Regions from separate parts of the Homo sapiens genome. Here region 1 is linked to region 2. A link is a loop called in an ENCODE intact Hi-C map of the cell type or tissue named here. Cell type or tissue: spleen. All regions are shown on one strand. Each heading gives the region's core, and the rest is flanking DNA. Links, peaks and the distances in the headings are about the cores only. Region 1 overlaps TAX1BP1 (Tax1 binding protein 1). Region 2 holds the start of HOXA13 (homeobox A13).

Region 1 (11,653 bases), core at 1,170-9,169, 590 kb before region 2:
AAATTTAAATACTCATTGACCCAGTAATTCCACTTGAAAGAACTTATTCTACGGATTATAAATGTGCCTACATATTGCTATAAGGATGTTTACTGCAGGATGCTTATAAAAGCTGAAGACTATAAACAATCAAAAACAATCAAAAAACATATACTACACAGTTGTTAAATGAAGAGAAGAAATACTAGGCAGTTGTTATGATGAATGAAAAAGATCCACATGTGTATCATAGTGCAAGATATCCATTTATAAATTTTTTTAAAAGGAAAAAATGTATAAATTCTAATTTGTGTTAAAATATAAATATACGTATATTCATAAATTCAATAATAACTTACTTATCTGAGAAGGGATGAGGATTACATTTTACTTTGTATCCTCATGTACTGTTTAAATTTTTTTATAACCATCACCTCAAACTACTTTCACAATCTTTTAAAAGCTTTAGCAACTAGTAGTCATTTTTCTCAGGTACTTCCATAACTACGCTTTTCCTCACAGAAGTCTTGCTTAAATAGGAAAAAGATGCTTAGAGAAATTTTTAGCATCTTATTAAATAACAAATAATCAAATACACTTCTCATGTTTGCACTGGCAATCTGTTACATTAAAAAGTAACAAGGATTAACCATTAATTCTAAATGTCATGCGCTTCTGACGTTTTAGGTATTACATTAACTATGTCTGAGTATTTTTAATAGCAAATTACTAAAAATAACATCATAAGAAATAATGAATCAATCAAGGTAAATCTATATAATGGAATATTATGTGGCCATTTTTTTCAAATGAGGAAGATCTCTACAAACTGATATGGAGTAACTAGCAACTTATTTTGTTCAGTGAGAAAAAGGTGCAAAATGGTATGTATAGTAGCGCTACCTTTTTTAAGAACGAAGAGGATAAAGAAGGATGTATGTACATGTACACATGCATATATAAGCTTATTTTTACAAAAAGAAACATAAGAATAAACTAGAAACTTATGAAAATGTTTATCTATGGGCATAGGTAAGAAAAGGGTTTAAAAAAACAAGGAAGAGATTGAGACCTCAGAGTAAAATTTTTCTATCATTTTGACTTCTGAACAAAGCAACTGTTTTACATATTCAAACAATAAAAATAAATCAAACAGAAGAATAAAAGCAAATATTAAAATTAAATACAAGCAAATGAAATTATATTACAAATTTATAACATAGGTATGCAAAAAAATAGTTCAAGTAACTTTTGAACATGGCGTTTCTATACATCCTTAGTGAAACATATTCTAAGAAAAAAGAGCTGTAAAAATACCTTAGCTTTATTTAGTACATTTATTGTTGGAAGTGGCATTGATGTAATAATTGTGAAAACACTGGTGTGTACGGCTGGATGGAAACACATGAGTAATAATGATGTTTGGGAAACAAGAGTTCTCACATTGCGAGAAGAGAGATATAAATATGGAATGGAGCAAAGGAAGGAAGAATCCTAAGGTACTAAATCTGAATTGGAGCTATCAATATAAATTAAAGATGCAAAATACCCACTGAATGTGCAAAGCAGCAGCCCCATAGTAGCAATAGGATCCAGTTCTTGGTTTCAAAATACCATTACCTACTAAAAAAAACAGAGTTTCTTGGAGAAATGGTAATATCAGGTCTGGGGGAACAACCTGAAGTTAGAACATACAGTTGTGCCATAAAGCAAGAAAGTATTCAAAGCATTATAGGAACATATCAGGACAAAAAAGCAGGCTTGAAAAGGTTCCCCTGGTTAAATTCAGAACAATTTGGGTATGAAAAAGAATAATGATGATTATGCATAATATGCAGCAAAAAATCAGTAAGTCCAAAGTTATATTTAAAAAAGAGGGAAGGGTGACAGGAATGTCCTCATGATAAAAGATTACCTACAAATAAATGTAGAAGGCATAATAGAATTTTTTAAATCACCATTTTTCTATCATTAATTATTACCAACATAATAGCTGATGCAGGTGAGGAGCATCAAAGGACAATAAAAACATTGAGGAAAGGCTGTTGGAGAACAGGGTGTTTATACAGATTGCTTAATAATCACAAACAGGGAAAGAAAAGAAAGGCACCTATATAGAGACAGGTAGGCATAACTTTAAACAAATTATTAAACCTAACATTATCAAGAACGAAACAAATTGACATTATATAACTTTTGATATGACTCCAACAGGATGGACAAAACATCATCTATGTCTTTTCTTGCAAAAATGTCTCACCTGAATCTAGTCATGAGAAACAACAGACAAATCCAGATTATAGAACATTTTCTCAGACTAGCCTGTCTTCTCCAAAAATATCAATGTCATAAAAAGTGTAGGGACACTATTCTAGACTGAAACCGACTCAAAATACAACAATCAAAATAATATGTAGTCTTTGACTAACTGTGAATCACAAAATTTTAAAGATTATATAAGAATACATTTGGGGCAATGTGATTGTGAACTAACTATGAGAATGACTGTTATTCAATCAGTGCTAAATTCTTAGGTGTAATAACGGTGTCATGGCTATGAAGAAGAATGCACTTGTTCATAAGGGAGACATGCTAAAGTATTTAGAGTAAATTATCGTAATACTTGCAACTCACATCGCTCAGAAAAAAAGGCATATAAATGAGGGAGATAAAACAAAGAATGGCAAAATATTTTAGGGTACATCAGTATTCATTGTTCTGTTCTTCCAACTGTTTTGTAAGTTTGAACTTTTTTAGAACAAAAGCTTGGGGGAATTAAAAATGAAAATCATATTGCATACATTTCATAGGTATGTTTTACAATCTTCAAATATATATAGCAAAAGTACTTACTTTACTTGAGGTTGTAAGCAGGAAAGTTCTTTGCAGATTTTCCTTTTCAGCCAAACATAACTGCAGCCTGCCAATCTCTTCTTTGAAATGAGTAATCACGCTTTCTTTGTTCCCATCTAAATTTTTTAAAGTCTGGACCTCTGACATAAGCTTGGTATTTTCTATTTCTGTATTCTTCAAATGTACCTGTAATGGTGTTTGAAAATGTCAAGAATATTCTAACTCCATGACCTAAGTTAGTCAAAGTTTAAAATACCATTATATTTCTAACCCAAAGACAACGAAAGGAAGGAAAGACATACTAGACTAGGATTTAGGAGACCCAGGTTCTGCCAAATGACTAGTTAAGCATGCAGGAGCAGAACACAGCTTTTCTAAGCTTTTTTATTTTCCAGAGAGATTATTCTAAGCCCTAACAACATCACCTGATCTCTAAAGTCTTTTCCTTTGATTTAATGGTTTCAGGTTCTCTTTAAAAATGCAAATAGATTTGGTTGTTCTTTTGGGGAAACAAATTATGTTATTTGGCATATTCAAATCTGGCACGACAAGACTCTGGAAAACTAGAAGGGGTGCATTCAAAAACAACATCTCAAACAATTCCATTTTCTGCAGGCGAAAAGTACGATATCATTTAGTTTCAATGTGCTGAAAAATGTATTTGTTGACTAACCCAACTATATTGATTTTCCCATGACTCTCGCTATTGCTGATTTGCTCCTAACACACATACAAATCAAATTCAATAACTGGAATTATAAATACAGACCTGTAGTGTACACTATCAAGTATATCCTGCTTTCGTTAAGAGTACTGAGGAGAAATGAATTAACTTACTTCTTGCACTTTACTCTTTAAATATACAGAATGCTGAAGGACTAATTCCTGTTCACAAGGATAGAATATTAACTCCTGATTCTCTGAAGACATCAGCAACCAACACCCTTGCAGCATCACTTTAAAACGCTACCTGATGTTCATAATCATCAGCTCATTAAATTGACTTAACAAGAAACGGACTTAACTCAGAATGTTCTTGAAATTCCTCATCTGGAATTGCCTTCAGGAAATGCTTATGAGCCACTTAAAAAAATAAGTCTCAATTTGCACCCACAGCATTACTGACAATTAAGCTAACTACCCTATATTTCAGGGTTGCTTAAAAAAATAAATAAATAAAAACTGCCAGGCACGGCGGCTCACGCCTGTAATCCCAGCACTTTGGGAGGCTGAGGCGGGTCAGGAGATCGAGACCATCCTGGCTAACATGGTGAAACCTCGTCTCTACTAAAAAAATACAAAAAATTAGCCGGACGTGGTCGCGGGCACCTGTAGTCCCAGGTCCTCGGGAGGCTGAGGCAGGAGAATGGCGTGAACCCGAGAGGCAGAGCTTGCAGTGGGCCGAGATCGCACCACTGCACTTCAGCCTGGGCGACAGAGCGAGACTCCATCTCAAAAAAAAAAAAAAAAATTCAAAACTTCAAGCGGTCAAGATTTGTTAGCAGTGAGGATATTTTTACAAAATGACATCTCTGAAGATATTCTAAAAGTCAAACTCTAAAATGGGATTATTACTAAATTAATGTTCTCCCCAATGTGTATATATATATATGTTCTTAAAAAGGAAAAATAGTTACATGAATTGTGATAAACAAGTATCTTAATTCCATTAAACCTCTTCAACTTATTACACACTACCTGTTAAGTATCTAAAACAGCAGCAAATTAATTCCCTGAAAACTAACTTTTAGGGGTGATATACAACATGACTGTGACTTCCTCCTTGCTCTCTCCTGGATCACTCACTCTGAGAGAAGCTAGCTGCCATGCTGTGAGGATATTCAAGCAGCCTATGAAAAGACCACTTCAAGAGGAGCTGAAGGTTCTCCTGCCAAAAGCCACTGGAGTAAGCCATCTTGAAAGCAAACCCTCCAGTCCCAATCAAGCCCTTAGCTGACTGCACCCCTTGCCAACATCCTGACTGCAACTACACAAGAGGCTAGAGCCAGAACCACTCAGCTAAGCTGCTCCTAAATTGCTGACCTACAGCCCCTAAGTTCTGGGGTCATTTCTTTTGAAGCAACAGGCAATAGATATGGTAAAAAATAAATTACCTTATAAAGTTCCTTTTCATCCTTCTCTGTCTTCAACTGACATTCAAGTTGTTCTCTTTCATGTTGTGCCTTCTTGAGTTTGTCCTTTAAACTAAGATAGGTATGATAAAGTAACATTATAATGTTTTAAAGTTTTAAAATTTTTATTGAATTTATTTTTTAAAAGCATGAGAAATACCTGTCTAATTCGGTTTCTTTTTCAATTGCTTTATGTGTTACTGACACAATATCTTCCTCAAGCTGATGGGCTTTGGATGTAGCATCACTGAACCTCTTCTTAAACTCTTCATTTTCCATTTTTAAGCTTTGTGTTACTTCAGTAAGACCCTGAGAAGTGACAACAAGGTATTTTGAGAAAACACAGAAACATAATCAGTAAAGCAAATTTGCATATCTTTAAGAAAACTATGTATTCTTAGAATTTTAATCCCACATTTGTTCCCTCCAAATTTGAGAAGCTAAGACTATAAAACTTGAAATGATAACATATATTTAAATTTTCATATACTAAATTAATCGATAATTTGTTTTTTGTTTGGGGTCTCACTTTGTCACTCAGGCTGCAGTATGGTGGCACAATCACAGCTCAGGTGATCCTCCCACCTCAGCCTCCCAGGTAGTTGGGACTACAGGCACCCACCACCACGCCTGGCTAATTTTTTTTTTAATAGAGACAGGGTTTTGCCATGTCACCCAGGCTGAAACTCCTGGGCTCAAACAATCCTCCTGCCTCGGCCTCCAAAAGTGCTGGGACTACAGGCATGAGCAATGATTCGTTTATTTATATACATTTTCCCCCCACCTTCAGACTTTTCATGTACCCTGTATGTTGATTTTACTAACTTTTCTCCACCAGGGGGCAGGCAAGAAAAATGAGAAAAAAATTTTAAAAATTAGTCACGACATATCAAGTCTTACACGACACCATCAAGGTTAACACCCACTTTTTCTAGCACAGGTCACTAACTGCCATCAAAGCACTAACATATGCCTAAAGCCATGTTCCTAATCTTCTTGCCAGTGTGACTCAGAGGCCTAAACAAATATTCAAAGACACTAAGACAAATATAAAAGAGGTAGTAAGTGCAACAAATTGAATGTTGAATTGAATTTCTACTTGGAATATTCTACTTTAAATGGACAATTCATAAGACTCAAATATAACAGTGTATATAGGGAAGTGCTTTGTTATAGAAAACTATATTATAAAAGAATTGGTAAATTAAGATAAAATTATTTTTATTAAAGAACAATTTTAAAATTTCTCCCCAAAACAGTAATACTTACCTACCCAGCAACAAAAACTAAAAAAATCACCGTTCTGCCAAGTTAAAAGTATGAAAGATTATATAGTATTTATAATTCACTTTAATTCACATAAAAGAACTCACCCAAGTATTTTCTTGATAGAATATCATTTTAAATATCTTGCTAGAATATGAACATTGCTACATTATTTTCTAAAAGTCAGATACACCCTATTGACTTATTTTTGGTCAAAGCAAATGTTTGTCTGACTGAATTTGTAACACTAACCAAAAACTGTTGTACAAAATGCTTTTTTGGTTCCAATGCCATAATACCAGAGAAAAAAACAAATAATATTTATTTCCTCTGCAATCATAATGATTGCTGTGAAATTGGGCACATTTTCAGGATTTGTCTTGTTGATTTATAAAGATGGCCAGAGAGGTTTCTAAATAATGTTCACATTTTTTTTATTTTTAGTTTTACCACCAGTGCTCTCTTGGCACTGCAAATACACTACAGATTTAACCCAAGTATTTCTCCCTAGGACAAAATTACTTTCCAATCCTGTAAGTAATGAAGCCCTATAACGGGTATACAGCATTCTACAAAATGCATAGGAAAAGAGAAAAAAATCACTAGCAACTGAATGTAAATCATGAACTAATTGCTTTGAGTCAGTTAACTTTACAGTGAATTATAAATTAACTCTGACTACAACAAGCGTCTTAGACTTTCTCTGGTGCCCATAAAGGCACCTGATAGCTTCCCAGCATACAAGCCTCCTTTCAAAACACATGAAAACGATAAAGTAAGGATTATTCTTCAGGCCTGTAGTTTTCACGTCTGAGTTAAGCATAAGCATCTTCAATGTGGCTCCGTCGTTCTTAGCATGAAAAAGCTAAGAGCTTTGCCATTTCAAACAACTAGGAATCATGCTTTCAAAAATTAACTTTAAAAGATAAAATCTAAAAGACAATTTTTCTAAAACACTTTTAGTCATTTGTAAATCATGCCAAAAGGACATCATAATTCTAATATTAAAACAAAGAAAACCTCCATCAGATAATTAAGCCTGCTACATTGTATGCCGATATGAAAACAATCATAAAAATTGGGGCAAAGGGAGATAAAGAGATTTGAGTACTTCAGATTCATGCAGGGACTTTCCTCCCACTCCTAAACTAAAAAAATCACTGTTTCCATGAGCCACTATTACCAATTCCCACAAGTCATAACTCTCACTTATGAATAACCCGATAAAAAGATTATGAATCATTCATCTAGGTGGCTAAACACATTTTAAAAGTATTTAAAATAACAGAGCACATTTATTCTCATGTTAAAAAATAAAATTCTGATTATAAACAAAAGCATATGAAGAAACCAGATACAGTATCACTAACAATTATCTAGAAAAAAGGTATGGTATTCTAGATTCACACATACACAGAGTAAAATTTAGTAAACTAGCACCTGAACACTTTAAATAACAAATTATTGACAAAACAATTATTTATGAAAATTGCTAGTCAGATTTTAAATCAAATATCACTCATTTTACTTAATCTGGCTTTTCTCAAACACCTAATTTTGAAATCAACTATAATACCAAGTTATGATGACAGCTACACAGACTATAAAGACATCTTCTCTGGTTTCTACAAATCCACCAGACAAAAATATAATATTTGGCCGGTGTGGCAGCTCACATCTGTAATCCCAGCACTTTGGGGGGCCTAGGTGGGTGGGTCACCTGAGGTCAGTAGTTCAAGACCTGCCTGGCCAACATGGTGAAATCCCATCTCTACTAAAAATACCAAAGAAAAAAAAAATTAGCTGGGCGTGGTGGTGTGTGCCTGTAGTCCCAGCTACTTGAGAGGCTACTCAAGCAGGAGAATTGCTTGAACACACGACGTGGAGGTTGCAATGAGCCTAGATTATGCCACTGCACTCCAGCCTGGGCGACAGAGAAAGACTCCATCTCAAAAAAATAAAATAAAATAAAACAAGAAAAGAAAACAAAAAGTTTTTAAAATGGAAAAATCTTATGGAATTTGGATACAAAGAAAGAATATTTTTGCACAGCTGTACATGTTTGTGTTTTGAGCTAAATGTTATTTCAAAAGAATCAAAAAGTTTTTAAAAAGAGAGTGAAAATGTTACAGTGAGCTAAGGTTAATTTATTTTTGGAGAAAAAAATATTTTATACATTTAGTATAGTCTGGCCAGGTGCGGTGGCTCATGTCTGTAATCACAGCATTTTGGGAGGCCGAGGCGGGCAGATCACCTGAGGTCAGGTGTACGAGAGCCTGGCCAACATGGTGAAACCCTGTCTCTACTAAAAACATAAAAATCAGCCAGGTGTGGTGGCGTGCACCTGTAATCCCAGTTACTCCGGAGGCTGAGGCACAAGAATCACCTGAACCCAGGAGCTGGAGGTTGCAGTGAGCCGAGATCACGCCACTGCACTGTACTCCAGCCTGGGCAACAGAGTAAGACTCCGTCTCAAAAAAAAAAATTAATTAATTAATTAATTTAGTGTAGTCTAAGTATACAATATTTATAAAATCTACAGTAGTGTACAGCAATGCCCTGGGCCTTCACATTCACTCACTACTCACTCCCTGAATAACCTAGAGCACTGTCAGTCCTGCAAGCTCCATTTGTGGTAAATGCCCTATACAGGTATAACAAATTTTACATTTTATACAATATTTTTACTGTACCTTTCCTTTTCTAAGATATCTAGATATGTTTAGATACACAAATATTTACCATGTGTTACAACTGCCTACAGTATTCAGTACACTAACATGCTGTACAGGTTTGTAGCCTAGGAGCAACAGGTTATACCATATAGCCTAGGTGCGCAGTAGGATATACTATCTAGGTTTGTGTAAGTACACTCTATGATGTTTGCACAAAGAGGAAATCATCTAACAACACATTTCTAAGAACGTATCCCCATTGTCAAGTGGTGCATGACTATAGTAAAAAATGTGAGGGCTACCTTCAATTCACTGAAAAATCTGCTATGAACAAATGTACTTAAATTCAACTTTTACAGAAAATAACAGATCCAAGCACTATTTTTGTGGTTGGAGTGGAGAGGAGGGGGAAGAGAGACAGGCTACAAATATATTAGTGTCTAAATTATTTCCTGAATATGAATTTATTCCACAAACTAGTGATTTTTTTTTAACATTAGGTTTCATATACATTTTTAAAGAGTTAGGGAATAAGTAAAAAAATTTAGGGTAGTATAACTTTACTTAAAATTACCTTTTAATTAAATTGAATGGGAACTACTCAATGATGTAGTCTTATGAAATAAACTATGAAAATGCTTCATTGTACAGTTCTGTACTTATCAATACAAAAATTATGGGTTTAAAAGTATATAAATATATTGTAGAAATAATATATTATGAGTTTCTTAAAACTATTACTTTGTAAAGCAGGTACAAAATTAAAGTAATTGGCTTGAAAGAAATATATTGCTATGTATACATAAGTTATAATCATCACCCCATGTATTAAAATTAAGCCTTTTGTATCTTTTCTTGATGACAATTGGCAAAAACAAACAAAAACAAATTCAATGAGATCATAAATTCAAAACTGGTTTTTGGCAATTCCATGTATTAGATACTAAATGCCTTAAACTGCCTCTGTCCAAAACCAGGTACCTAATGCTATGATAACAATAACAGCTATCTTGAGAGCTACTGTGTAGGAAATGTTATGTGCTTTATGTATAATACATTCTCATTTGATGAGCACATGGCCTAAGAATTAGGAACGACTATAAGGCTCGTTCACATGAGAAAAGTGAGCCACAGAGAAGTTAAGTAGTTTATCAAAGGTTACACAGCTAGTAAATGGAAGAACTGAGAATGATTTCAACTTTCCAATATCTTTAAACAAAAGTTTTCTAAAATAATAACTGAAAATTTTAATAATTGAGGTACTGAAATTTTGGTAATTTGATTTTTATCTACTCTTGATATGACCTTTCTTAACAGTGGTACTAATAAATAGATTAAGTTATAAGATACTCTCCAAAGATAACTTCCAGATCTCATTCACAAACTGCTAAATTCAAAGACTACTATATTGGTGTTGTGTGTTGTGGCAGAGACTGCTGGTTGTCTGCCAAATTATGACCTCCTTTCAACCATAGTAACTACATATCACTGCCCAACTATACTGTATTCCCAGCTTCTCTTGCAATGCATTATAGTCATCTAAATTATCATCAGTTAAATATAAATGAAATGATATATATTACTTCCACCTCTATAACTTACACTATTGATCATGCCTTGTCTAAGATCTCTTTCCCCTTTCATCCAGCTGAAACCAGGATATGTCAGTGACCAAGTTTCTATCACGAAGACATAAATTCTCTAGGAATCTAAGGGTGGGCAGTGGAATGATATAAAAGGTAACAAGGCCCCCGAATAATCATGCAAAGCAAATCTGCGATCCCCTCCCCAGACTTCAATGACTTATGACATAGACTGTTACATTAAGAACAACAAAAACTTTACACTGTTGGGTTTCTTTGTCTTCACTCTAATTCATTATTTATCCCTGACTAGTATTCAAATCAAGTAACTCATCTGATACACTGCCATTAAGACAAAAAATTAAATTGGCTATGTAATAAAGTATAAGATATGCATCACTGATCATACCCAAATTCAACTACTATTGTAAATTACTTTAAATATCTGAATCTTGAAGAGAAAATGTAGCAACTAAAAGCCAAAAATAGGGAAATTACAAAGCTAGTTCAAACACTGCTATGATACTGAGTACACTTAATCCAAAAACAGCCAATTTGAAGGGCAACAAATACATATGGTAGAGGATCTCAAAACAGCAAAGCACTTGTCAGAAAGTGCCTCAAGATATTTGCCTCAAAAATCAAAAATCTAGATATGAGCCAAGCACAGTGGTGCACACCTGTAGTCCCAGTTACTTGAGAGGCTGGGGTGAGAGGATGGCTGGAGTCCAGGAGTCTGAGGCCAGCTGGGAAACATAGTGAGGCCTTGTCTCTATATTTTAAAAAGAAAATTTTACATCAAGATATAGAATATTATTAAGCAATAAAAAGAAACAAAGTACTGATCTATGGATGAACCTCAAAATCATTAAACAAATATTAAAAAAAAGGCAAATATAGAGACAGAGAAAGTAGACTCAAGGTTACCTAGGGCTGGAGACAGGGGTATGTAAGGAGTGACTGTTAATGGACTCAAGGTTTCTTTGCAGGATGATAAAAAACATCCTAAAATTAAATTTTGGTGATGGTGGCATGACTCTATAAATATACAAAAAACCATCCAAATTGTATACTTTTTTTTTTTTTTTAAACGCAGTCTCACTCTGTTGCCAGGCTGAAGTGCAGTGGCATGATCTTGGCTCACTGCAACCTCCACCTCGCAGGT
Region 2 (11,653 bases), core at 1,915-9,914:
CTAAAAAAAGTCCAGATAAATTTGATCAATAAGGTGCACCATAAATCTCAAGAATTCAGTCCCCAAGCTTTTTCTTGGCGAGAGCGCCACATTTAAGGAGCAAAGCTTAATTTGAGATGCAATCCAAAGCCTTCCCCCAGCACCATCCCTCTCAGACAAACCTGCTTGTGGCTCCTCGGCCGACAGATGAAATCTTGTCTCACCATTTTTGGTGAGGAGGGACCCAGTCGTCTGTGGAGCTGAGACCCTTTCTCTGCGCGCAGGGTTCGGGGCTACGGTGAAGTGGGAGGGGGAGGGAAGAATGTGGAGCTGGCCTTGGCCGCCGTGTGCACCGGCAGCTGCGCCATGGCCAGAGGTGAGCTGGCACAGGCGCCGGCTAGTGGGGGCTCCCCAAGCTGTGTTTTCGTTTTTCCGGGTCTGGCCGGAAAACCGAAGAGGCTCAAAGCCCTGGCTGAGCAGGGCGGAGGCAGAGAAGAGTCGGTAAACACCGCCCCAAAAACCCCACGAAGGCACCAAAAAATTCTGGGCAGCCGAACAGAGTCAGAGGCGAGAATTTTAAAAAGAGAGAGAAAATTAAGAGTGAGGGGATGTGGGCAATGGGCCTTTTGCTGCTGCCTGTGTCTCTACGCTCGCATGGCAGTTCTCATGCTGGCTGGACTGCAACTTTCAACTTGACCTTGGCCTCCAGCCGTGTCTGACCAGTATGTAAAACCGCCTTCAAGTCCCCAGGAACAGGGGCCTAGAACCCTACTCTGTCTCTTTGTCACTGTGAGTTTTACAATGCCACTTGGAGGGAGGAAGGGGGGTGGTGAAACGGCCAGAAAGTAACAGAAAAATCAAGTCCCTACAGAGGCTAGTTCCTGAGTCTGCAAATGGCCAGTCAGGGAGAAGGTAAACTGGGGGCAAATCAATATTTACCCAGAACTGCTAAAAAGTCAAGAAGGAAAGGGCACACTTGGTGGGGGGGTGGCTGGTGTGGGGGTCATAGAAGGTTTTATTGGGCGACACTTACATTGGTCAGGACAAATCCAGGATCAGGACAGATAAAAGCCCAAGCCCAGCCACATTGGTCTGGATCCTGCAGGAAGCCCAGGGGCCTTAGACAGCAGATGGTGGGGTGTGTGTGAGGGGTGGTATGCGTGCTGCTCTGAGTTTAGGGCTGAGTGTGCAAGCTAGGAGCAGAGGACAGGTCCAAGCCTGGCTTCTCACCAGTCCGCCTGGGGTGGAAAAGAATCCAGCACTCTCCCCAGCACTATTCCGGTAATGTGCCCACTTTCACTTTGAACGCTTGTTCCTCTTCTAGGCATCTGACCAGCTCACAGTAGTGAATCAGGAAGTGGAAGTATGTGGCTCTAAAGCAGCAGGACCCCCAGAACCCCTCGACAAAACATGGCAGCTACAAGACGGGTCGCTGCTTGGTTCTTCAGCACCAACACCCTACCATGCTCCCAAGAAAAGGTTGCATTTCCCAGGCACAGAGGAAAGGCTTCTTGGACTGGTTCTTGGGCAAAGAAGGACTAGGCACCCTCTGCAGGCTGGAGATCCTACTTGAGGGGAAGGCAGGAAGTGGCCCCAAAGAGCCCCTTTTTCTTGTCCCAAAATAGAGTGAAATAGCGGGTTCCCAGATTCCTGGAGAGTCAGGTCCGGTCCACAAAGAAGCGTGGCTTTAGGGCCCAGAAGGGGGGTTTAAGTCCCAGCCAGAAGCACAGCTGGGGCTTGTTCCTCTTAAGCCCCTTCCAGAACTAAGCCAGCCATACTGGCGAGGTGGGAGCATGGATGAATGGTGCACAGGGATCGCTCGCTCTATCTCAAAGTCTCTGGAGGAGGAAGCGTTGTTACCAGGTCAGAGCAAGGATCAGGCTGTATACCTAAGTGTGCGAATGTGAGTGTGTCAGTGTACACTGTGTGTGTGTGTGATGAGTCGTTCTGAGTCTATGGGTCTAAATGCAAACATATGAAATTGCTCACTAACAGTGTGGACAGGGAAGGGATAGGGGCTCCTAAATGCAGTCCAAGCCTCCAGTGGAATGTCCTGGGACCCAGGCATATCCGCAGGAACCGATAAGCAGCAAACACCCTGCCACTGTTTCCCTGGAAAGAGCAAAATCGCAACTCCATCGAAGCCGAAGGCGCCGATGTCCGTCCTGTGGTCTCACTGCAGAAATACGCGCCGGTTCCTGGAAAGAAAACAGTCCCAGAGGCTCCAAGAAACACCCATTCTGAGCTAGGCTGGTCCCGTCCTCCCCACTCTCCCATCCCTGACCGCCGGCAGAATTACCTGACCTGTCCCCACTGCTCCAGATCGCAACCCAATCGCGCGCCCACCTCCCCTCCCCGCCTGGTTGCGCGGGTCTGGGCCCCACTGGGATAAAGGAAGGGAAGGGGGGCGGAGATGGGGCCGCCTTCCTTCCCTGCCCCACCCGCACGTTCCTCCGCCTCTCCCCCGGGTGAATGGTGCGCGGCCGCGCGGCTGGCGCTGGGGACGGCGCGGGCCGCGGCGGGGACGACGGGTGCACCGTGCAGAGCTGGAGTCGGAGCCGCCCGCTTTGCATACGCCGTGGGCGGAGCGGGGGGGCCGGGCCAATGGGCGGCCGCCTGGCGCGACCCCGCGGGGCGCGATCCGCCCCCCTCGCTCGGGCCCCGGCCCCGCGCCGCGCGCTCTTCACTTCTTGGGGGCTTTTTAAAACAGCGCCACTGGGGTCTTCTCCATGCGGCTCGGGCTATGACAGCCTCCGTGCTCCTCCACCCCCGCTGGATCGAGCCCACCGTCATGTTTCTCTACGACAACGGCGGCGGCCTGGTGGCCGACGAGCTCAACAAGAACATGGAAGGGGCGGCGGCGGCTGCAGCAGCGGCTGCAGCGGCGGCGGCTGCCGGGGCCGGGGGCGGGGGCTTCCCCCACCCGGCGGCTGCGGCGGCAGGGGGCAACTTCTCGGTGGCGGCGGCGGCCGCGGCTGCGGCGGCGGCCGCGGCCAACCAGTGCCGCAACCTGATGGCGCACCCGGCGCCCTTGGCGCCAGGAGCCGCGTCCGCCTACAGCAGCGCCCCCGGGGAGGCGCCCCCGTCGGCTGCCGCCGCTGCTGCCGCGGCTGCCGCTGCAGCCGCCGCCGCCGCCGCCGCGTCGTCCTCGGGAGGTCCCGGCCCGGCGGGCCCGGCGGGCGCAGAGGCCGCCAAGCAATGCAGCCCCTGCTCGGCAGCGGCGCAGAGCTCGTCGGGGCCCGCGGCGCTGCCCTATGGCTACTTCGGCAGCGGCTACTACCCGTGCGCCCGCATGGGCCCGCACCCCAACGCCATCAAGTCGTGCGCGCAGCCCGCCTCGGCCGCCGCCGCCGCCGCCTTCGCGGACAAGTACATGGATACCGCCGGCCCAGCTGCCGAGGAGTTCAGCTCCCGCGCTAAGGAGTTCGCCTTCTACCACCAGGGCTACGCAGCCGGGCCTTACCACCACCATCAGCCCATGCCTGGCTACCTGGATATGCCAGTGGTGCCGGGCCTCGGGGGCCCCGGCGAGTCGCGCCACGAACCCTTGGGTCTTCCCATGGAAAGCTACCAGCCCTGGGCGCTGCCCAACGGCTGGAACGGCCAAATGTACTGCCCCAAAGAGCAGGCGCAGCCTCCCCACCTCTGGAAGTCCACTCTGCCCGGTAAATGACGACCTATTCCCAGCCCTGGTCTTCCGGCTCTGCTCCAGCTTCTTCTCCGCTCGCACCCGGGCGATCCCGGGTGCGTTTCTGTTCTCTTCCTGGTCTGCCCTAGCGGCTCTGCACCCCTGGGAGCCCGAGCATGGCTGGCTGGGTCTGCCTGCACTGCCTCGAGTTGAGCTGGTCCCTGGCTCTCCCTGGGTGAGGGGTGGCTTGTGGAGACCTCGGCTAGCTTCCCTCTCCCTCTGCGCCCCGCCCTCCCCAGCCCCTGACACCAATTTAAGGATGAGAAATTGACCAGAAAACAGCTCCCCAAATTGCCCCTCCCTATTCATTCTCTCAAAAATGGCTTCAGTGTAGAAGCTTCGAGTATTGGGACGGGCACCCAGAAAGGAGGCAGGCACAGAAGTGTTGTACCTTGAGCCTGGCGCTAAGGTGTGGGCCGTTGGACCAGGCTATCACTCGAGGCTGCCTACGCGCTGCTCCTGCAGGATGGCCGGGTTGGGGAAGTCACTGGAGCCCTGGGTGATTTCATTTCAGTTCAGAACTAACTACCTTCCCCACTGACCCTCTAGGCTTTAGCAGAAGACAGGATTGTACAGCGGGTGGCAAAGAGCAGCCGGGCGCTGCAAGGCGGGTGGCTCAGATCGAGCTGTCGCCTATGCCCTGGCTGGGGTCCGATCCCTGTGTAACTTGCCTTCTCCCTTGTCTTCTAGACGTGGTCTCCCATCCCTCGGATGCCAGCTCCTATAGGAGGGGGAGAAAGAAGCGCGTGCCTTATACCAAGGTGCAATTAAAAGAACTTGAACGGGAATACGCCACGAATAAATTCATTACTAAGGACAAACGGAGGCGGATATCAGCCACGACGAATCTCTCTGAGCGGCAGGTCACAATCTGGTTCCAGAACAGGAGGGTTAAAGAGAAAAAAGTCATCAACAAACTGAAAACCACTAGTTAATGGATTAAAAATAGAGCAAGAAGGCAACTTGAAGAAACGCTTCAGAACTCGTTGCTTTGCCCAGATAATGATAATAATGCTTAATAATAATTGAAGAATGGGAAAGAGAAAGAGACAGAGACTGGCATTTTCCTCTCCCGAAGGAGATCTCTTTCTCTTTAATGGAATCTACAACTGTTTTAAAACTTTAAGAAAGGTAAAGACTGCCAGTTCTTCCGCCAACCCCATCAGCCCAGCCCGTTAAATGTCAAACGTCAACCCCCAAAATACGCAATTTCAGATAAGTTACGCAGTTACTGAAATCTTGTAAGTATTTAAGTGATCGTTACATTTTAGGACACTGCGTTAGATGGTAATAATCTGGAAGTTGGTTACAAACGCAAGAGGCCATTGTAAACATCTGCTTGTCCTTCTTAGGTCGCCATTCCCTTTGCATGTTAAGCGTCTGCTCAGGTAAATCTTAGTGAAATTCCTACCGTTGTTGTACGTTCTGCAAAACATTTTATGTATAGATTTAGAGGGGAAACGAGAAGGTACTGAAATAATGATCTTGGAATATTTGCTGTGAAGGGAGAAAGGGAGAGAAAACTCTTCTGAGGATCATTTGTCTTGGTAGTATAGTAAAACCAACCAGCTGAACCTTTCAGGCTACAAGAGAACCCGGGTCGGTAATGTCTTTTTAAGAATAATTTTTAATTGCTTATAACAAGCATATTTTGTGGCATTTGAACTATATTTACTGCTCCAATATCCGTTATTTTCCAAAGGATTTTGTATCTTTTTGAAAATGTTTACATCATCAGATGATCCACAGAATTCACTTTATGTGAGATCTCCCGAGAGTTTCCATCCCAACATGATGGACTTTGGTTTGAACACAATTCGTTTTTTCATTTGAATTGGCATTTCCCAATATTTGCTAAACATTTGCTGGAGAAATCATTTTTCTTTTTTCTTTTTTAGAAAACTCAGAATGAAAATTCATTCCCCTGAAATATTTAGGTGTCTATATTCTATATTTTGATCTATTAAGGGATTAGTATTTTTCCATGTTTATTGTGTTATCAGAGTGCATTAGAAAGATTAGTGATTCATCTTCACAGCACATTTTTAATCAAGCAGTTATTTCAACCAGCACATTCGTTTTGTTCATATTCACTATAGAATGATATCTTGTAAATAAAGACATTCAGCACACTGTGAAAATGTATTTGTGCACCTGCTTTTTAAATATTTCTACTAAAAATGAAAAAAAAAAACCCTTAGACCTGTAGATAGTGATATCGTAATATTAATTGTTAATAAAATAGTCACTGCCATTAAAATCTGCAGAAAATACTCTTTACTTTCCTATGCTAAATGTGCACTGCACAGAAAGAAAAGGAGCAGGTTTATCTTATATAAACCAAGGACCATTCTTTATTATTATTCAGTACTTCTTTTGCTACCAAATTTTTAAGAAAAGGGAGAAATCCCTCATAACTAAAATCCTAAAAAATGATAAGTGCTTCAAGGAGATTAAAGTGTCAGGTATTACAAAAGGGAGAGAAAAGAAAGGAGGAAGAGATAGTATGAATTCCCAGGCTCCCTGTGGAAAATGAAAACCAGTTGTTTTGTAGCAGCAATGCCTAGGCTGTCGTATTTTAAAATCTGCTGTTGGGTCTGCATGTGTCTGAGAGGGCAGGTTTTGATATTTGTTGAAATGACAGGACTACGAAAGGCCTTAAACCTTGACCTTGACGAAAAAAAAGACAATTTGTGACCTTGACTTTTGACAGCTCATGAATTGGCCTTAGCTGGATTAGTAGATCAAGGGCGCCACCTCGCGTTGACAAGCCTCCTTGTAATTCTTCAACCAAGGGAATCAAGAGCTCTTACCTCCTTGACTTTAGAGATTCAGTACTCAATTATTTGGCTCCAGCTGGAGCAAATTTGAATATATGTAAATTATACATGTCCCTGTATATATGTAAATATATATAATATGTGTACACATGTATACATTTGCATATTAGTGCTTGTGTGTGCTTGTATATATATTTGTAGAATCTGTACAGATATCATATCATTAATTGCTAATGACGCAAGATATTGTAATTTAAGGTGATTTCTAGAATTGAGGTACAAAATGTACTTTACAAGATGAAGCCTTGTTCCTTTTCTCTAATGGCCAAATTTGATTTGTCTTCACAGTGGCTTGCTCTGCATCAGATTTCTGCAGATCTGCTTTAAAGCTGTACATTTTTGTTACAGTCTAAGATGTGTTCTTAAATCACCATTCCTTCCTGGTCCTCACCCTCCAGGGTGGTCTCACACTGTAATTAGAGCTATTGAGGAGTCTTTACAGCAAATTAAGATTCAGATGCCTTGCTAAGTCTAGAGTTCTAGAGTTATGTTTCAGAAAGTCTAAGAAACCCACCTCTTGAGAGGTCAGTAAAGAGGACTTAATATTTCATATCTACAAAATGACCACAGGATTGGATACAGAACGAGAGTTATCCTGGATAACTCAGAGCTGAGTACTGCTCCAGGGTGGTGTGCAATCTTATATTGATGCTTGTGAATCTGCCATTTGATTTGTAGGATAAATAAATATGTTTAATATTAACAACTTCCATCAAAACTATAATAATAATATTATATCTACTGTTGACCTCTAACAACAATCAGGTGCTGTATTCAGAGTCATAAAGAATACATATGTATGTTTGTATATTTAATATACACATAGGATAATGTGTTTTTGTCAAATCTATGCTATGCGCATATGTATTAAAATGTTGGTGGAATCAGTAGCCGTGGGATGCAGAATTGTGAGATGCAGGCTAATTTTATCTTTACGTTAGAGGAAAGTAATAGTGAATGGAAGAACCAGATTCATCATTTTATGGAAAATAATATTGATTGGTTACAAAAGTGGCTGCCGGAAACCTCTCCAACCTCTCCTGAGGACTCACAACTTCTTTATAGATGAGAATTACGAAAGAGTCTCTAAAGCTGTCTCAAAAACAGGCTGGTGTTGAAACATACATATCGAAAGGTCTCGAGAAATTCAATTATATTTTGCTGCCCTGAGGATTTTCACTCCACTTGTGGAAACAAATGATAATGTTGCTTCAGACCCACCTCTCCACCTCTTGTTCCAAACAGTACTCCATTTCCAAATGAGCTGCCATCAAGCCAAAGTAACAACTTTCTCCCAAAATGTTTAAAGTGGTGGAAAATCCCCTCAAAGCTGGATCAAACTGTGTGTTTAAGAACAGCTCCAAAAGGGACTCTTCTGTTGACAGGGGATATTTTTCTTTAGATGTAAGAAATATTCTGAGCCTCGAGCCTAGGAAGGAGGCCAACAGCAGCTCTCCAGCCGGGATCCCGCCCCTTTCGAAAGCCATCACCACTACAGGAACCCTGGGTAAAGTAGTAGCCTTCTTTTTTTCTCTCTCTAGTTTTTGAAACTGTAATGACAGAAGACATTTCAGGGTTGTTGTGGGGATTTTTTCCCCCCAGTTCTAAAATGGTCATTGATAGTGTCGATCTTACCTAACTCTCCTCCTATTTAAAATTTCTGTGGATCTACCAGATAACCTAAAGTGGGCATGGATTATTTATTATGGCTCCTTTAATGCCCAAATAGCAATCAGTCTAAAACCTTAAAACAAAAACAAAAACAAAAACAAAAATCAAGGAGAGACCAGCCACCTCCTGAAAAATAGGAATAATAGTATCAGCCACTGACCCATGGATAATGTTGTTGAAAGCCTGATTAAAGTATTTTTTTCTAAAAAGAAAACTCTTCCTGAATTAAGAAAATAAAAATGGGACTTTAAAAAAAAACGCTACTTTTTCTATCTGCTCTCAGTACTATCATATTTATTTACTTATTTTAAGTGGATGATTGTTAAATGTCGCTATGCATTTCACTCCTATTTGTGACTGATGCAGAGCTGAAGCCACCCATTCAAGTTATTCAAGTTGTGGGTTTTTAAAAAAAATTAACAGAAAAGGGAAGAAAAAAATTAAAACAACCTAGTTGAAATCTTTTCTTAAAAATTCACCACTAGGCAGTGAAATTCAGCTGCAGATGCAACATTTGTGTGCGGAGAGTTGACACAGATTTCACTTTGTAATACATGTAAGTGCAGATTGCACTCTGCTGCATGTGTTTGGAGGCCTTGGTGAAGATGCAGTGTCTTGCTTCCTCTGTGAATTCCCGAGTTCAGGAGCAGAGACGGAGGTTGCCCTGGACTGCTAATCCCCAGACCCGGTGGGTTCAGAGGCGCCCTCCTGGATTTGCGGACCTCTCCCAAGGAGACGCTAGGGGCTTGCTGATTTATGCGCATTCCTTTAAACTTGATCGAATGCGTGTCAGCCGACCAAGACCTGGAGAATCAGAGAAATGTGCAGCGAGTTGCTCACATCCCATTTCTCATAAGCAAAGATATAGCGTTATCCAAAAGGCAGAGGGAGATTTATGCCTAGGTTTTAGGACAGGCACGCTAATTAAGTTTTCATCTGCTAGGCCGCCGGTCTATAACAGCCGGCCTCATTCTTTATGAAAATGCCCACTCAATCCTCGTGCATCTATCTATCTCTGATGAATGCCTGAGAAGTGCTTGCTATTTTTAATTTTATTTTAAAGGGAAGGAAAAAGACACTGGCGCAGAAAAACTCCTCCGTGAAAGCAGCCAAGGCCTTGCCACAGTTGATTTCATTTCTGCCCGGCTCTCGTGACGCTGAAGAGCCGGATCCACTGGGCAGAAATAATTACAACGGGTCTCAGAGATTTCCAAACCTCTGCGGGCGGTTATGCGGCGACATAGGTCCTCCCCCAGGTACTGGGGTGTGAACTCGGAGAGCTACCTGATGTCGCGCCCCTCGGGGACAGAGGCGCGGCCCCAAACCCTCCACGCTTCTACAAGAACCCCCTACTCAAAATGGAGGCTCAGGCCGGTGTAAAGCGGGCCTCCCTCTGACGGCACGCGGGCCAGTCGGGGCTGCGGCAGGACGGCTGGCGGAGGTCCCGGCGCGGAACAGCAAGGGCCGTGTCTGTGCGGGTGAGTGGCCCCGCAACTGCAGGCTGACGTCACCGCAGGCCGCGCGGGCCTTCGTGGGGCTCCCCGGGCGCGGCTGGATCAGGACAAGCCTACTTCAAGGAATGTTTGGTGTGGGTGCCCACTTCCCGGCCCCGCCCCGCCCTCCCCAGGAGAATAATCGGGTATTTAATCTCTCCCGGTCTTAATTCTTGGCAGCGTGGAAGGTGGTTTGCAACGGGAAATAAAACTTGACAGGAGCATTTTCTCTAAAAGGGATTTTGAGACGAGCTGAAAAGAAACCGTGTTTTTCTCTACCAAATACTTCCGCTTTCTGAGCCCGGAGCCGAGCGGTGGGAGCTATCCGAGGGAACGGAGAGCGAGCCGGGCACGCGGGGCTACGCTGTGCACCCCAGCGGCCGCGCCGTCCGCCCGGGCGGGAGGCAGCCTCGGGCTGCGCTGCGCCCCGCGCCTCTGCCACGCTCCGCGCCGCTGGGCTGTAGGCCCCGAAGCCGCCCGCAGCCCGAGGCCGGGACCCGGCGCACGGGACCGTGGCACCGGCAGGTCCCGGTTGGCACCCAGAGTGGTACCCAGGAGCTGGCTGAGGGCGGCTGGGGTCAGGAGCTGGCTGAGGGCGGCTGGCGAGAGAAGAGGGCCCTGGAGAGGGCCTTAAGGGGCTTAGCGTTAGCTCTGAGCCTCTGGTCTGGGGGGTTGGCGACAGCAGCTTGCAAGAAGGGTGGTGAGAGCAGGGCTGGGGGCTTTGTTTCCGGCCGCGGGTCTGCGGACACTGCACAAAATGGAGGGGGAAAGGGGGTGAGCGCGCAGCTGGCGTGGGTCGAGCGGACTGCTATTGGGTGGAGGAGGCTGGAGAGAGCAGCGTCCCCCTCCCTGCGGCTCAGCCAGCGCCCTCCTCTCGTGCCGTAAAGGTCAAGTCCTCCGCGCCACGGCCGCCTCTATGGTCAGGGCCGATCGCTGCCGCCGCCTCAAGAAGGCACAGGACGCACAGTTACCTTGCTGCAAGCGGGTTCTGGTAGCCTGGGCTCTGGGCTCGTGCACTGGAGGCAGAGGTTCTTTCTTGATTTCCAACTCTCCCATCCCCAGCCCTGTTGGAAAGGAGTCCCGGCAGCCACGGGTGGCCCAGGCCGTGTCCCCGTCCCAGAAGAGCGGGGTTTGCCCCAGTCCAGCAGACTTCGGAGCCCGCTAAGGCCTAGCGGGGGCGAGAGGGAGCGCCTGCAAGCCCAGGGGAAAGGACGTGGCTGGATCGGAGTTCTGGGTCCTGGTAGGAACATAGGGCCGACTTGGCAGGGAAGAGGATAGGGGAGCCAAGACCCTGCTGGAGAGACTCTCCTGGGGTCCCAGAATCCAGGCCTCTCCCTCAGTGAGTGGCAAGCCTTTGGTGAGACCCTTGATGCTCTTCTCCTGCCTAAAATCCACACAGATGTGAGGCGCACTCTTCCAAGGTAAAAACTCCTGACTCCCAGCCCCCAAGAATCCTTCACTGCGCTCTGCGAGGGAGAGAGCCCCTTACCCCCTGCCTATAGCCTGCCTCCAGCAGATCAGAGCATCAGGCCCTGCGGTAAACGTTAGCTTAAGCGTGATCTGCCGCTGAGCCTATCTCTCCAGGTGAACCAAAGAGGACATGCAAAGGATTTCTTTTCGCGGAAGCCAAAAATCTGGATTGTACCCCTAGGGCTGCGTGGATGGGCTGGGCTGGGCTGTGGGGGCATATATAGCAGAAACAATGATCTGTGAATGGGTCCCATCGCAGAACTGCCTGGAAGGGTGTGTAGGGGAGGAGGGCTGGATGGGGTGATGGCTCTTCTCAAGCCTGGAATGTGAGCCAACATGAGCACTGAGTGGAAATGGAGCTGCCCTAGGAAGCAGTTGGAGCTTTGTGGCGTGGGGGCTTCCTGTGAGCTACGGCTGTAGAGACCGAGACCCAAGGACCAGAGCCAACCTTCGGGTTGGGCCACCCCCTTTTGTCTTCTTTATCTCAGACACACTCTGCTGGGAAACCTGTT

What was found. Peaks named below come from ENCODE experiments on the same cell type or tissue, not always from the same donor. Only the 100,000 strongest peaks of a DNase experiment are listed, where the experiment ranks them.
Region 1: a loop joins it to region 2, with 5 times the contacts of the local background. A loop is called at or near these places in 50 of 110 quality-filtered maps.

The regions. Positions count from the first base shown.
Region 1 is chr7:27,778,783-27,790,435 of GRCh38, reverse strand. It overlaps TAX1BP1 (Tax1 binding protein 1), which reads right to left. Exons shown (of 17, transcript NM_006024.7): 6 at 5,125-5,273; 7 at 4,947-5,037; 8 at 2,833-3,018. Among named protein-coding and RNA genes, the nearest start is that of TAX1BP1-AS1, 44 kb to the right of the region's middle. In spleen, for the core only: CTCF peaks have their summits at 5,553 and 5,770 (motif pointing right); no DNase peak of the experiment used is centred there.
Region 2 is chr7:27,191,147-27,202,799 of GRCh38, reverse strand. HOXA13 (homeobox A13) reads left to right here and starts at 2,709. Exons shown (of 2, transcript NM_000522.5): 1 at 2,709-3,644; 2 at 4,358-8,436. The coding sequence starts at 2,723. The coding sequence ends at 4,602. HOTTIP (HOXA distal transcript antisense RNA) reads right to left here and starts at 2,379. Exons shown (of 3, transcript NR_037843.3): 1 at 2,279-2,379; 2 at 162-2,177. RefSeq lists enhancers at 1-362, 9,555-10,112, 10,113-10,670. In spleen, for the core only: a CTCF peak has its summit at 6,461 (motif pointing left); a DNase peak (open chromatin) is centred at 6,419; H3K4me3 peaks cover 3,190 bases; H3K27me3 peaks cover 8,000 bases.